Linked DNA regions of Homo sapiens: all the other regions are linked to region 3. Evidence: chromatin contacts called from ENCODE Hi-C or POLR2A ChIA-PET data. All regions are on one chromosome and are shown on one strand. Each heading gives the region's core, a stretch centred on a gene start or an enhancer-like site at or near the end of the contact. The rest is flanking DNA. Distances are from core to core; before and after follow the strand shown.

Region 1 (4,414 bases), core at 1,420-3,919, 1.1 Mb after region 3:
AGTGGGAAGTGGAGGCTTTCTGGTGGGGCTGAGTCCTGGTCATGACTCACTGCAAGACCTTGGGCGGCCTGCCTGATCTCTCTCTGTCCTCAGTTTCCCTAACTGTGACGTGGGTGGAAGTACGCAGCTCGGAAATGGGCAGCATGACGCTGGGAAGGAGGCCCGAGGGCTCCCAGGCTTCAGGGCTGAGCAGGTGAGTCCATGCCTCCCAGTGAGTTTTGTCTCCTCTGCTGGGCTCACCACCAGGCCCCGTGTGGAGTACCACATAAGATAAGAAGGTCCCGGGGAGGGTGTAGGGCAGGGACTTCCCTCTCCTACCCATTGCTCAATGCGGATTTTCTCCAATTGAGTAATACATCTGACCGGTCAAGAAACGGGGTAGAAGGCTTGGAAAGTCCAGAGTGGGGGCAGCTGGGGACCTGGAGACAATTTCCCCCAAATTAGCTGCCCTGCTGGGGGTGAGCTGAGGCGCCCTGGGCATCCGCAGGGAAGGCAAACAATTCTCATTGCCCAGAAGGCATGGAGGCTGGGAGGCCTTAGTCAGATGGAGGCTCAGCACCAATACAGAGGCATTGGGGCGCCTGGGTGGGAAGGCCTGGCCTTACCGGGATGCAGGCAGCTGTGAGCCCCCCGGCGAAGCCCGTCAGCGTCCTTCCGAGCAGCAGCATCCAGAGGCCGTGCGCACCCGCCATGAGCGCATAGCCGGCCGCCGACGGCACAGCTGAGAACATGATGCTCAGCTTCCGGCCCAGGAGGTCGTTGAGGATCATGGCACTCAGGCCTCCGGCCGCTGCTCCCAGGGTGAACACGGACTGCAGGGGAAGGGGGTGCAGGGCAGATATGTCTGGGCACTTGGCACCCCAATCTCATCAGAGTCCAGGGACAGCTTCTTCCCTAGGCCGACCCCAGGAGCTGGTCAAGCACTTGGCCAAGTCAAGCACTTGAAACAGGGAGCCTCCTGTCTTCAAGGAACAGCCATTTGTTAGGGATGCCCAAACGGGGAATTCTGCTCTAAGGAAGAGGTGCTGCGCCACATATCCACAGTGGTTCTGTCCAGCCTGATGTTTAAATGTCTAATATTTTAATACAGGAGAATTCTGTGACTTGAAGGTACTGGGCTTTAAGATTTGGAGGTTCTTAAGTTCCCTGTACAGCAGCAACTGGGACCCCCTCTGGACTCTGCTAACTGGTAGTGGGACCTGGGCACATTGCCCAGCCTGTCTGCACCTCAGTTTCTTCAGCTGTCTTATGGGGAGAGCGCAAGTTCTACCTCGTGGCGTTGGCCCTGAGAATCAATGAACGTTCAGTGCCCAACACATGCCTGGCACATAGGAAGTGCTCAGTAAACCTTGGGAATTTTTATCTTAACTACTATGTTAACAACTCTACATATGAGGCTATTAAGATTATAATTTTAGACTCTGGGACTCTGGGATCTTCCTCTCCATCAGCCCACAATCTGTCCTGCGGACTCTCCTTGCCCCAGCCAGTGCCTCTCCCCACTGACACCTGATACCCTTGCCCCCATCCAGCCAACTGTGGGTGTGGGGACCCGGGGAAGCCTCAGCCCCACCTAGTATAGACCCTGACAGCCACCTCCCCACCTGCTCCTTCCCTCACCCTCTCCACTGGCTTTCAGTTCCTCATTTCAGAGGAATCCTGTAGCTTTACCCCACCCACTAGTGGCCTGGATGGCTGGGGGAGGGGGGACCAGGGCCCTGGAGGGACCCCCAAGGTGGAGAATTTGGGAGGTTCCTAGCTGGAGATAAGGCTCAGCAGGTCCCTCCTTCCTGCACCCACCCTCCTCCAGAGGATGGTCCTTACCCCAAACCAGGATGCCTGGGATTTGGTCAGATGCAGGTCAGGATCCAAGGAGCGCTCCAGGGCTGGGATGACAGGGGATGTGTAGACCAGGGCATACCCAAAGCTGAAATTGCCGAGCACTGCGGCGAAGGTGGCCAGGAACACCCTTTTGTTCTGCAGGGTCCTGGTGATGGTGGCGGACAAAAAGACCAGGGTCTCTGAGTCCCTCCTCCAGGGACCATTGCCTTTTCTGAACCCAGTGGCTGCCCGGCTCAGCGGGCAGTGCTAGGGAGGCCTGGGTCCAAGGCCATTCACGTTCCCAGGGCCTGAGCCCCAGCTCCCCTGGGAAATTCCCAGGCCATTGTTAGCTCATCCGCAGTGGCTGAGCCTCTGGTGCTGGGGCCTTTTCTCCGGAAGAGGAGGCTCTGGTTCTGCCCCCAGGGCGGCGGCTGGAGGCTTGCTGTGTGACCTCAGGCAGAACCCCTGCTCGCTGGGGCCTCAGTCTCACTGTCTGTGGCAGTGGGGGGCTGGGCCCGGTACTCTCGTGGATCGTTCCTTCCCTTAGGGGGACCAGTTCCTTAAATAGGAGTAGCGTGTCTGGGACAGGAGGGAGCCAGATGGCCCCTCGGTGGCGACTAGGTCAGGGGAGGCCCAGGGCGGGAGCCTGCCGCCGGCTGGAGGGAACCAGGGCCACCCCCAGGCCCCACCCGCAGCCCCCAACCTAGCGACTCTCACCCGACCCGCGCCCTGTCCCCTGGCGACGGGGGCGGCTTCTCGGGGAAGGTGTCGTAGTCCGGGCCCTCGGCTCCCAGCAGCGGCTCCTGCATGGCCGGGTCTCTCTCGGGGCGAGCGGAGGGCGCTCAGACTGGAGCAGCCGCCCGGGGCCAGCAGCTCCGAGGGCACCGGCCAGGCTCCGCCCCTTGGCCGCTATTGGCTGTGGGACGGCCCTGCAGAGACACGCCGGCCAATGGGGCGGCCGCAGGCTGTCCTGATGCTCGGATGCGGACCCGGCTTCCCCGGGCGCGGCCGGCACCGCGTGCGCCCCCGAAGGTCACGCCCCAAGACAGGATGGGGGTCCCAGGGCGGAGCCCCTGCTGGATCGTCCGGGGCCCCCGCGGAGCGCCGGAAGCGGCTCACCCGGCCCGGCTCTTGCAGGCGTGACTGCGGCAATGCGCGCAGCCCCTGTCGTACTCGCTCCCGCGGGGTGGAAACCGAGGCCCAGAGAGGCGAAGCCGAGCGCCAGGGTCACAGCGAATGCGCACCTCGCTCCTCCTTACGCTCTAGCCCTCCCCGTCGCGTGGCGTCTCAGGGCCACCTCTGCCCTGGCTCTCCCTGGCACCAGGGAATCGGGGTGTGTCAGGGCAGCAGCGGATGTGCGGGACGAAGGAGGCAGGAGGGGCCGGCGAGGCGCTGTGGGCAGCTCCAGTGGGCGAGGTCTGTATCCTCCACCCCAGGCTCTGGTGGTAGAAATAACCTGAGCTCGTGACACGTAACCCAGGTAGTAAGATAACATTGAAAAATAAGAAAAGCAGAAATGGAAAATTCCCGGGAAGACCGTCCTCAAAAAATCCCACAGCAGTTCCACCTCTCCCTTTGGGCCTTTTCGGGAAGAGGACGGAATCACGCCCTGCTCTGTTGGATGGACGTGCCACACACGCTTTTAAACGGAGCCTTTGTTGCTGAGTATTTGGGTCATTTCCCATTTTAGCTATTAACATGGTAAAGCATTTTTAAAAGTTAGAATTCCCTTTTATTATGATTGAAATACAACCATAATAGAACAATAAAATCACATCCATCTCCCGTCAGCCTGACCTTGATGGCGTTTTAGCCTCTTCCAGTCTTTTCCTCATGTGCCTATTTTGCATATTTGCTATTGGGGCCCCCATTAAACTGTGCAGCCCCTTTACGTCACCGTTTTCTTGCCATCAAGATCATAGGCTTTGGACTCAGGCACACCCTGGTATGGTGATCAGGCTGCACAGTCCTCGTGGCCATATATATACGTATATACATATATATGTGTATGTATTTTTACATATCTATATGTGTATTTTTTTTTTTTTTTTTGAGACGGAGTCTCGCTCTGTTGGCCAGGCTGGAGTGCAGTGGCACGATCTCAGCTTACTGCAACTTCCACCTCCCGAGTTCAAGCGATTCTCCTGCCTCAGCCTCCCAAGTAGCTGGGATTACAGGCATGTGCCACCACGCCCGGCTAATTTTTGTATTTTTAGTGGAGACGGGGTTTCACCATGTTGGCCAGCTTGGTCTTGAACTCCTGACCTTGTGATCCTTCCGCTTCAGCCTCACAAAGTGCTGGGATTACAGGCGTGAGTCACCGCACCCGGCCTTCTCTTTTTTTAAAATGTATTTTTTTTCTTTTAAAATCAACTTTAGGCCAGGTGCAGTGGTGTGTGCCTGTAATCCCAGCATTTAGGAGGCCAAGGTAGGAGAATTGCTTGATGCCAGGAGTCTGACACCAGCCTGGGCAACAAAGTGACCCTGTCTCTACAAAAAGCTAAAAAAGTTGTCCAGGTGTGATGGCAAGTGCCTGTGGCCCCAGCTACTCGGAAGGCAGAGGTGGGAAGATTGCTTGAGCCCAGGAGTTTGA
Region 2 (4,576 bases), core at 2,058-4,557, 1.1 Mb before region 3:
GGCTGGACGCCCACCTGGCTTTGTGTTTGGTGATTTCTTAAGCTCACGAGAAGAGGAATCTCATTGTATAGCACTGTTGGGTTTCAGAAATCCCTCCCTCAACCAGATGCCAGCAGAGCCAAGAGCTGGAATTAGATCCGTGGTGTCTCTGGATGACTGTCACCCTGCGCTCTGTGCAGTTAGGAGAGGGAGGGGCTGTCTGTACGGTCCGTTATCTAGGGGCTCTGCCTCTCGCAAAGAGCTGGGGTCTCCATAAATTTAATGTGTGCTCTTTTTGGTCCTTGAGAATTGAAGAGCCTGTCACCTCCACCCTGTGTTCACAGGTGAAGTGGGGGGACAGTCCCCATGACATTCACAACCAGTCACAGGGCATCTTTCTCCCACGTGGGCTCGTGCTAGTCTAGAGACAAAGGGACTCAAGCTCTGACAGGAGAGGCTCGTGGCGGAGGGCTTAGCTTTAAAGGGAGAGATGTACCTGAAGCTCTGCAGGCTCCGTTCTGCCCTTGGCTGTCATCCTGCCGACTGGCACCCAGGCCGAGCCAGTCTTCTCCTACCCTTTTGCTTCCCCCTGGACACTCCTTTTTATAAATAGAAATGGTTCGGCCTAAACCCTTGACCTCAAATTCTCTGCGTTGATCCTCCATTGAGGTGGCATGTGACATCTCTCCATAAGGCACTATCAGCTGTGCTCAGGCAGATAACACCCCCACTCCCTGTCAGGCAGCAGCCCCGGAGGAATGTACTACTGGCATGTGAGCCCCTCCAAGTTCCTTTTTTGGGGGTGATTACAGCGGTAGATGGCAGGGGTCAGCTCAGCCTGCATCCCCTGACGCCTGAACTGTCAGGATATCCGGCTGGAATGCACAGTCGCTCCCACCTGCCCAGGGAGGAGATGGCGGGGCTTGAGCCATCTCCAAATCGGGGCAGGCAAAGAGCCTGGATGACAAGAAGGGGCCCCAGGGATGCCCACGCAGCCCTTCTGGGGCATGTGCTGCAGCGGCAGGCACAGGAGGTTTCATTTATGTTTCTGCTCCGCGTAACTCAGGAAAGGGGGCGCAGACTGAGCTAGGCTGTGTTTTGCTTGGCTTTTCCAGACACACATATCACACTGGTAATTGGTGCTTCAGATGGCAACATAGGGATAGAGGCCAAATTGAGCTCCTCAGGGACAGGTAGAACCCCAGTTACACGACACCCACAATCCCGGCCTCTCGTTTGGGCAAAAGTATGAGTCCTGTGGCACGGTGATGTGGCTGAGCCGGTGGTCCCCTCCACATGGCCCTGCCCACCTGTGAGTGTCCTGGTGCCTGCTTTCAGCTTTGCGTTCTCTGTGGCAGCCTCCAGAGAGGCTTCTAGGTCAGGTCTCTGGCATTACAGAGAAGGAGTGGACTGTGCAGGCTGCCCTCACTCTTACCCCCACCAGCTCTGTAACCAGAACGAGGCACTTGGCCTCTGTGTCTTGAGAGTTTTTCCCCTCAGTTGTAAAGTAGAATTCGAATACCTGTCTGGCAGGGTGGCGGTTCGGACTAAATGAGGTGCACCTGGCCCAAAGCTGCTTCCCAGTCTTGGCGATGCTGTTACGCTCACCCGCAGGCTCTGGCCTGACATCTGGGTTAAATGATCCCAAGTTGGTTCCCACTTTGACCTCATCTGGTCTGTGGGGTGGGGACATCTCCTGCCTGGCCTTCAGGCCCCTTATCAAACACAGGACCCTGCTGCTGGGGAATGGTGCGGCTCTAGTGCGGCGCTCAGGCTTTCGCTGGAGATTTTTCATCAGGGCTAGGCTAGGCCCTTGAATCTGTGTTTTTCCTAAAGTGGGTGATTCTTGTACAGATGGTCCATGAACCCCATGGGCCTTCTGCTTTAATCTAAGGACAGTAGCCATAAATACCCACCCAGGGGGCATCTGAAAAACAGAACCCAGCTCCCATGAACATGTTTATTTTGCAGTTAATCCAGGCTAAGGGATTTTATCTGAAATTGTTGATAAGAAACACAAGTGTAAATTTAAGCCGCTCTGGCACCTGCTCAAAAAAGAAAAACTCTAAAAGCACAAGTGGGCCAAGTCACCTCCTTGCCACTCAAAACACTTTGAACCCTCCTCTGTGAGTCCCTGTAACAGAGGAGGAAAGACCTTCCTTGCCCTCATCCTGCCTTGCAGCAGCTCACCCCACTTGGCTTCTGGACTGCCACTTAGTTGTTTATTCTATTTTTTTTTTTTTTTAAGACGGAGTCTTGCTCTGTCACCAGGCTGGAGTGCAGTGGCACAATCTCGGCTCGCTGCAACCTCCGCCTCCCAGGTTCAAGGGATTCTCCTGCCTCAGCCTCCCGAGTAGCTGGGACTACAGGCGTGCACCACCACGCCTGGCTAATTTTTGTATTTTTAGTAGAGACGGGGTTTTACCGTGTTAGCCAGGATGGTCCTGAACTCCTGGACTCAAGCCATCCGCCCTCCTTGGCTCCCAAAGTGCCGGGATTACAGGCATGAGCCAGTGCACCTGGCCCCATTTGTAATTTCTCTTAGAAGACCTGTCCAGTACTTCTCGGCATTTGATTTTCAGCCAACAAAACTGGCCCAGTTTCATGCCAGAGATGGGGCTTCTTGCCTGAACTTCCTCTGAGGAAGTCCGTGGAGCACCCTGGCTGGAAGGCAGGGATAGTGGATCTCCCAGCCTGGGCTGCCAGCTGGTCGGATTCCTGCGTGTGCACCCCCATTGCTCTGTCTCAACATCACTCTCTACTTTCCTCCTGGGGAAAGGAGGAGGAGCAATTGGATGGAGGGTGTATCAACCCCCAAACTTCTGCCGTTTTCAAAATGTCTCCTATGGGAAGTTAGTATTCTATAAAAAAAAAAAAGGTGGGGGGGGGCTCTATGGCCATATAAGTTTAGGAAGAGTGGATGGAACAAAATTTAACATCTTTTTATTATAAAAAAGACCTTTTTGAGCCTTTAATATGCAAATATGTTTTGTAAATCAACAAGAGGAAACAGTCCGCCATTTCCCAAATACGTTTGCTCGGAACCTTTCTCCTTGGAGTTGGGGTCCTTGGCACTCAGGCTGGGAACCGCTGCCTCGTTGATGTTGCTATACGGAAGCACAGCTCACTTCCTGCTGGTTGTGTTTCTAACACACATTCCTTTTTAAAAATTGCTTTGTAATAGTAACAACTCACTGGATGGCTACAGCATGCCAGCACTGACTATGCTAAGCCCTTCACTGACATTTTCACATTTCACCCTGTGAGCCACGTACTACAACCCACAGCTTTCAGATGAGAAAATGAGGCTGAGCCAGGAAGCGGTTTGCCCAAGTCTCACAAGAGAATGAGGGGCGGAGCCAGCACTGGGGCCCGGGCAGTGTCTCCCTCCCGCTCCTGCCAGGCCCTGGCTGGCTACCATTGGATCTCCTGATTCTTCTCCAAGATACCTGTTCATTTCCAAAGAAATCTTGCCGGCTGGTGCCAGCAACACTGCTGAACCCCTTACCGACCAGCAGACCACCCTGTGAAAACAAGCCGGCCTTGACATCAGTCACAGCAAATAACCCTGACACCACGCAGTTACCTGTCCCCTCTGCTGCCTCTCACCTGTTTGTATCTGTGATCACGATCTGTCTACAACGGCAGCCCGGCGGGGGCTGGGCAGAGGCCGGGCCTGTCTAGCTTATGTTGGCGTGAACCGCACATGGACAGGGGTTTGCGGGTCCTGACGAGGACTCCAGGGTGGGAGCAGCTGGCTCCATACCCTTCAGCTGTGTCATCTGCCCTTCCTCTGCCGTCTCCTCTGGGGTCTGGCTTTGAGGCTTGCCAGAGTCCCACCAGAGGTCAGGCCACAGGCCCACTGAGGTGGCAGTTGCTGCATTGTTATAAATAGAAGCCCATCCATACCGCAGCCCCGGCCGGCCGGAGATTCTCTGCATTGTTTTCAGACCTAGATTGCCAGCTGCAGAGGCCACAGGCAGGGGTGGGGGGAGCGAGTGGGCTGTGGATGGAAGGCGGGAGCCCCAGCATATGAGACAAGAGCCGAGCCCGGTCCTGGCTAGAGGCGACCTCTCCTTGCTGGCATCCTGGCCCGTGAGGGTACAGAAGCAGCTTTGCTTTGTGGCCCATCGGATGTTGGCTTTCTCGACCTCACCTAGTGCCTTTCCATCTGGAAGCCTAGAAGGGGGCTTGGCTGCCATGCAGCCCTCACAGTGCCTGCAGGCCCTCCTGTCTGGCCCTCCTCCCCCTCCTGCCCCCTTCCGCATCTAACTCTCCCTGCGGTTCTCCAGGCCCCTCTGCACTTTCTCTGCTTCTCAAATGGCCCATTCTCCTCGTCGCCACAGGACCGCTCCATCCTCTGTCCCTTCCTGCTCATCCTGCAGGTCTCCATTTAAGCGCCACCTCCCCACGGCAGAGCCTTCCTGGTGGGCTGACCTGCTCACAGGCACTGGCTCCCTTTGTGTGCTCCTGCCCTGCCGCACTGCTATTTTGAGGCCTCCGTCGCAATTGAAATTTCTCGTGTAGTCGGTGGTTTCATTCATTTATCTAGTCCGTCCCAGCAACGGGCAGCTCTGTGAGGGCAGTGCCAGGACAG
Region 3 (4,566 bases), core at 207-2,706:
CCTCTCTTCCAGTCTATCTCTGATGACCTTCTTCTCTGTCCCTTTAGGACTCTGCACATGTTTCCATCATTGCACTTACCTTGGTGCTCTGAACTCCTGCTAAAAAAAAAAATTATTACCTGGACAAATGGCCTACAGAAAAGTGATCGTCTCAGCTGGGCTTAGTTGTGAACAAACACGGATTTGCATTCATATATGCCCAGACTCTGGCCCCAAAAGAACATTTCTGAAATTAAAAAACAAAAAACGAAATTGGTAAGTGGCATTTATACTCTATATCCCATCTGAGCCTGGTATCGATCCTATTACAGACAGATACTGCTGGCTGATGAGGAAGCCCAGATAGGTTAGACAACTTGGCTGTGGACTTCCAGGAAACAGCAGAACTGCAATTCTGACTCCCAGTTCCACAAGGGGCTGTCCCCACTCACGGGGACAGCTAGGCACCGAGCCAAAAATCCCCCAAGTTATTAGCCCGCGCAGGTAACATCAATCCTAGGATCCTCAGCTGTGTCACTTATCAAATACCACACTCGGCCTTCTCCTTGTGGAGCTCTTTTCCCTCAAGGCAGTCACCCCCGTTTCACTTGGGTCGTGCAAATTGCTGGGCACATCCTTAGATCCCCAGAAGTTGGGGAGGACGGACAAAGTCCTGTGGCCAGCAGCAAAAGCTCCAGCCCCTCCAAGTGGGAGAAACAGACTCTCCTCCAAACGAAGGGACCGGCCGGGCGCGGCGGCTCGGAGGATCCCTGGAGCAGCTGAGCTCAGCCTGGGAAACACAGCCAGGCCCTGTCTCTGCAACACATTTTGTTTTTAATTAGCCGGGCGTGGTGACGCGCGCCTATGGTCCCAGTTACTCGGGGGGATGAGGCGGAAGGATCGCTGGAGCCCAGGAAGACGAGGTTGCTGCGAGCCGTGACTGTTCCACTGCACTTCAGCCTGGGTGACAGAGCGAGACCCCGTCTCAAAAAAAAAAAAAAAAGAAAAAAGAAAAAAAAACAAAGGGAGGGACTCCAGGCGAGAGGCAGACGAGCGTGTGGAGGGAACCGACACTTTCCACCCCGAGACCTCCCGCTCAGCCCCAAGGAAACTACGCAGTATCCACACCAAAAACAGCTCACACGAGACCGCAGTGTAGACAACGGAAGGACAGGGGGTCGCAGCGGCCGGGTCCAGCGCGCAGGAAGGCAACAGGCGGCCGCCAGCCGTCGAGGGGTGCTCCCGCCCCCGCACCGAGGGAAGCGGCCGAGCCCGCGCCGACTCTTCCCCCATCCGCCCACCGGGACCTAGGCGCCGCGATGGTTCCCCGAAGCGGCCCTGCAAGCACAAGCCGCGCCTGCGCTCACGCCCGCCCGACCTACGGCCTCCAGCCCGCCGCTACCCTCACCGCTCTCTGGCTGGCGTCGGCCTCTAGCCCACCTCCATACCGGGCCCCGCTCTAGGCCACCAGCGGAAGTGCGGGCCCGCAGCCGCAGCTACCAACCAGCTGTTGCCGCGAGGTAGGCCCCGCCCCCGCGCTGAGTCGGCCGGCCGCAGGCCCCGCCCCGGCCGCTGCTTTCTGGTTTTGGTGCCCCCCAGGGGGCGGGGCATGGGAAGAGCGGCCGCGGTGCACCGCCCACGCCGGGCGCTGGCGTCACGTCCGGGCAGCTGGGGCCCGACCAATCCCGAGTCCCCGTCAGGGTGGACGGGGAGAGTTTGCCGCGGAACCTTGACCTCGGCCCCGCCCGGGGCTTCCTGCGGGTGGGGCGGCTCCGGGATGAGCTCTGCTGCGGGTGGGGTCAGCCCTTACCCGCTGGCCATTTCCGTTCCCTCTTTTTTCTTCTTTTTTCCACGCCTCAGGTGTCTCAGCGGATGTACTACGGTGACGAAGTAATTTTTCTCTTTAGATTTCCTTTAAAGACCTGAAATGTAAATTACATAAACGTGTAATTTCGGAGGAATATGTGTATATCCTTTATATTACAAGAAAGGGAGACCTTAGGTCTTGCGAACAATGCGCGCGATGCGCAACACAGCAGAGTAAATCCCTCGCTGGTGCGGTGGCTCCCGCTTCTAATCCCACCACTTTGGGAGGCCCAGGCGGGAGGCTCGCTTGAGCCCGGAGTTCAGAGACCAGCCTGTGCAACATAGCGAGACACCCGTATGTACAAAAAAAAATTAAAACTCAGCCACCGAGGCCGGGCGCGGTGGCTCACGCCTGTAATCCCAGCACTTTGGGAGGCCGAGGCGGGTGGATCACCTGAGGTCAGGAGTTCGAGACCAGCCTGACCAACATGGTGAAACTCCGTCTCTACTAAAAATAAAAAGATTACCTGGGCGTGGTGGCGGGTGCCTGTAATCCCAGCTACTCAGGAGGCTGAGGCATGAGAATGGCTTGAACCCGGGAGGCAGAGGTTGCAGTGAGCCGAGATCGCACCACTGCACTCCAGCCTGGGCAAAGGAGCGAGACTCTCTCTCCGGAAAAAAAAAAAAAAAAAAAAAAATTAGCACCTGTGGGCCCAGCTTGTTGGGAGGCTGAGGCAGGGGGTGGATATCCATTGAGACCGGGAGATCGAGACTGCAGTGAGCCGTGACTGTGCCACTACACTCCAGGCTGGGGAACAAAGCAAGACCCTGTCTCAGAAAAGTCTATAAATAAATAAAAATGAGTAAAATCCACTGGAAAGCCTATCCCCCCCCTTTTTTGTTTTTGAGATGGAGTCGCGCTCTGTCACCCAAGCTGAAGTGCAGTGGCGCAGTCTCGGCTCACTGCAACCTCCGCCTCCTGGGTTCAAATGATTCTCCTGCATCAGCCTCCCGAGTAGCTGGGAGTACAGGCGTGTGCCACACGCCCGGCTAATGTTCATGTTTTTAGTAGAGATGGGGTTTCACCATGTTGGCCAGGATGGTCTCAAACTCCAACCTCAAGTGATCCGCCCCGCCTCGACCTCCCAAAGTGCTGGGATTACAAGCGTGATCCACCGCACCCGGCCCCTACCCCCTTTTAGTAACGCCTACTACTGACCACGATGATGCAGCGTCACCGTCTTACAGTTAATAGAGGAGACAGGGAAATTAAACAATTAGTAGTGGTGACTCAGGCGATAAAAAAAGAGGCTGAGATGGGCCAGCTTGGGAAAAGTGGGTCAGATACAGCCTTACCGAGGAGAACCCTGGCCCGAGGATGAGGAGCAAGCCCAGGGGAACACTGCGGGAAAGGCCCAAGGCGAAGGAAGATTCTAGCAAGGGGGCGTGGCTTGTTGGAAGGGCGTGGTGGCCGTTATGCAAATTTAACCGTCTAAGGAGCAGCACGCGTTGACCGTTATTTTCCTCTTTTCTACTTCTTCATCCTGTCAAATATTTTGAACATATTTTGTTTTATCATATAACACTAATATACCAACACAGCCTTTATACCACCACAGTCATAAAATATAATTTTTTTTTTTTTTTGAGACGAGTCTCGCTCTGTCGCCCAGGCTGGAGTGCAGGGGCGCCATCTCGGCTCACTGCAAGCTCCGCCTCCCGGGTTCACGCCATTCTCCTGTCTCAGCCTCCCGAGTAGCTGGGACTACAGCCACGTGCCACCACGCCTGGCTAATTTTTTGTATTTTTAGTAGAGACAGGGTTTCACCGTGTTAGCCAGGATGGTCTCGATCTCCTGACCTCGTGATCCGCCCGCCTCTGCCTCCCAAAGTGCTGGGATTACAGGCTTGAGCCACCGCACCCGGCCATAAAATATAATTTTTATCATTTTTTTTAATGGAGAAAAGTGCCATGAAGGTAACTTGTGCCCAGAGCCCACAAAAGTCATAATTTCCTCCTGTCCCTGAAGCCCTCTGTAGGCCTTATCATCTTCCCACATTTTTTGTCTGTGAACAACATATAAATTTTACATGCTTTTTAACTCTGTATATGGAATTATGGAGGATGTATTTTTCTGCAAATTGCTTTTTACACTCAATGTTATGTCCTGAGACTCATTGATTCAAGGTGCATTCAGGAATTGTTGAGCCCAAAACTTACACAACCTATAGAATGTTAAACAGAAGCACTGCAATAGACTTTGTAAATATAAAATTAGAAATGAAAATTAATACTTATTTGGAATGAATAAATAAGTACAAATTACAAACTTCTAAAGCTGATAAAACCATAAACATGGCCAGGCGCAATGGCTCAGGCCTGTAATCCCAGCACTTTGGGAAGCTGAGGTGGGCAGATCACCTGAGGTCAGGAGTTCAAGACCAGCCTAGCCAACATGGTGAAACCCGGTCTCTACTAAAAATACAAAAATTAGCCAGGCTTAGTGGTGCATGCCCGTAGTTCCAGCTACTTGGGAGGCTGAGACAGGAGAATGGCTTGAACCCGAGAGGCGAGGCGACAGAGTGAGACCTCATCTCCAAAAATAAATAAATAAATAAATAAATAAATAAATAAATAAATAAATAAATAAATAAAAAGACTGGGAAGTATGAGGCCTCCAGTATCGTTCTTTTTCAAAATTGTTTTAGCTACTTAAGGTCCCTTGCTATTCCATGTGAATATTTAGAATTGGCTTGTCCCGTTTCTGCAAATAAATAAGTA

The links. A loop is a pair of places that touch in the nucleus more often than their neighbours do. ChIA-PET counts read pairs that join two places held with the same protein, here RNA polymerase II (POLR2A). Pooled maps may share reads with other maps.
Region 1: a map of heart right ventricle shows a loop between it and region 3 (20-fold over the local background). The contact joins the promoter of SLC2A6 here to the promoter of SETX in region 3. A Hi-C loop is called at or near these places in 1 of 168 maps with a recorded cell type or tissue (heart right ventricle) and 3 of 50 pooled maps. POLR2A ChIA-PET finds 5 or more read pairs at or near these places in 1 of 52 experiments (naive thymus-derived CD8-positive, alpha-beta T cell).
Region 2: a loop to region 3 is called in a map of natural killer cell, with 4 times the contacts of the local background. The contact joins the enhancer-like site here to the promoter of SETX in region 3. A Hi-C loop is called at or near these places in 1 of 168 maps with a recorded cell type or tissue (natural killer cell) and 6 of 50 pooled maps. POLR2A ChIA-PET finds 5 or more read pairs at or near these places in 1 of 52 experiments (activated CD4-positive, alpha-beta T cell).

The regions. Positions count from the first base shown.
Region 1 is chr9:133,476,430-133,480,843 of GRCh38, forward strand. It overlaps SLC2A6 (solute carrier family 2 member 6), which reads right to left and starts at 2,670. Exons shown (of 10, transcript NM_017585.4): 1 at 2,539-2,670; 2 at 1,825-1,987; 3 at 606-812. The coding sequence starts at 2,630. RefSeq lists enhancers at 2,200-2,259, 2,680-3,181 and a silencer at 2,420-3,069.
Region 2 is chr9:131,234,869-131,239,444 of GRCh38, forward strand. No RefSeq gene overlaps it. Among named protein-coding and RNA genes, the nearest start is that of FAM78A, 39 kb to the right of the region's middle. RefSeq lists enhancers at 41-4,576, 1,965-2,465, 2,466-2,966, 3,022-3,589, 3,386-3,545. Within about 2 kb of position 3,308, at least 28 of the 41 ENCODE cell types and tissues checked have a DNase peak (open chromatin) inside an H3K27ac peak, as active enhancers do; they include natural killer cell, where a contact is called at or near this core.
Region 3 is chr9:132,353,530-132,358,095 of GRCh38, forward strand. It overlaps SETX (senataxin), which reads right to left and starts at 1,457. Exons shown (of 26, transcript NM_015046.7): 1 at 1,388-1,457; 2 at 120-226. RefSeq lists enhancers at 721-1,222, 1,042-2,241, 1,223-1,722 and silencers at 1,107-1,316, 1,367-1,756.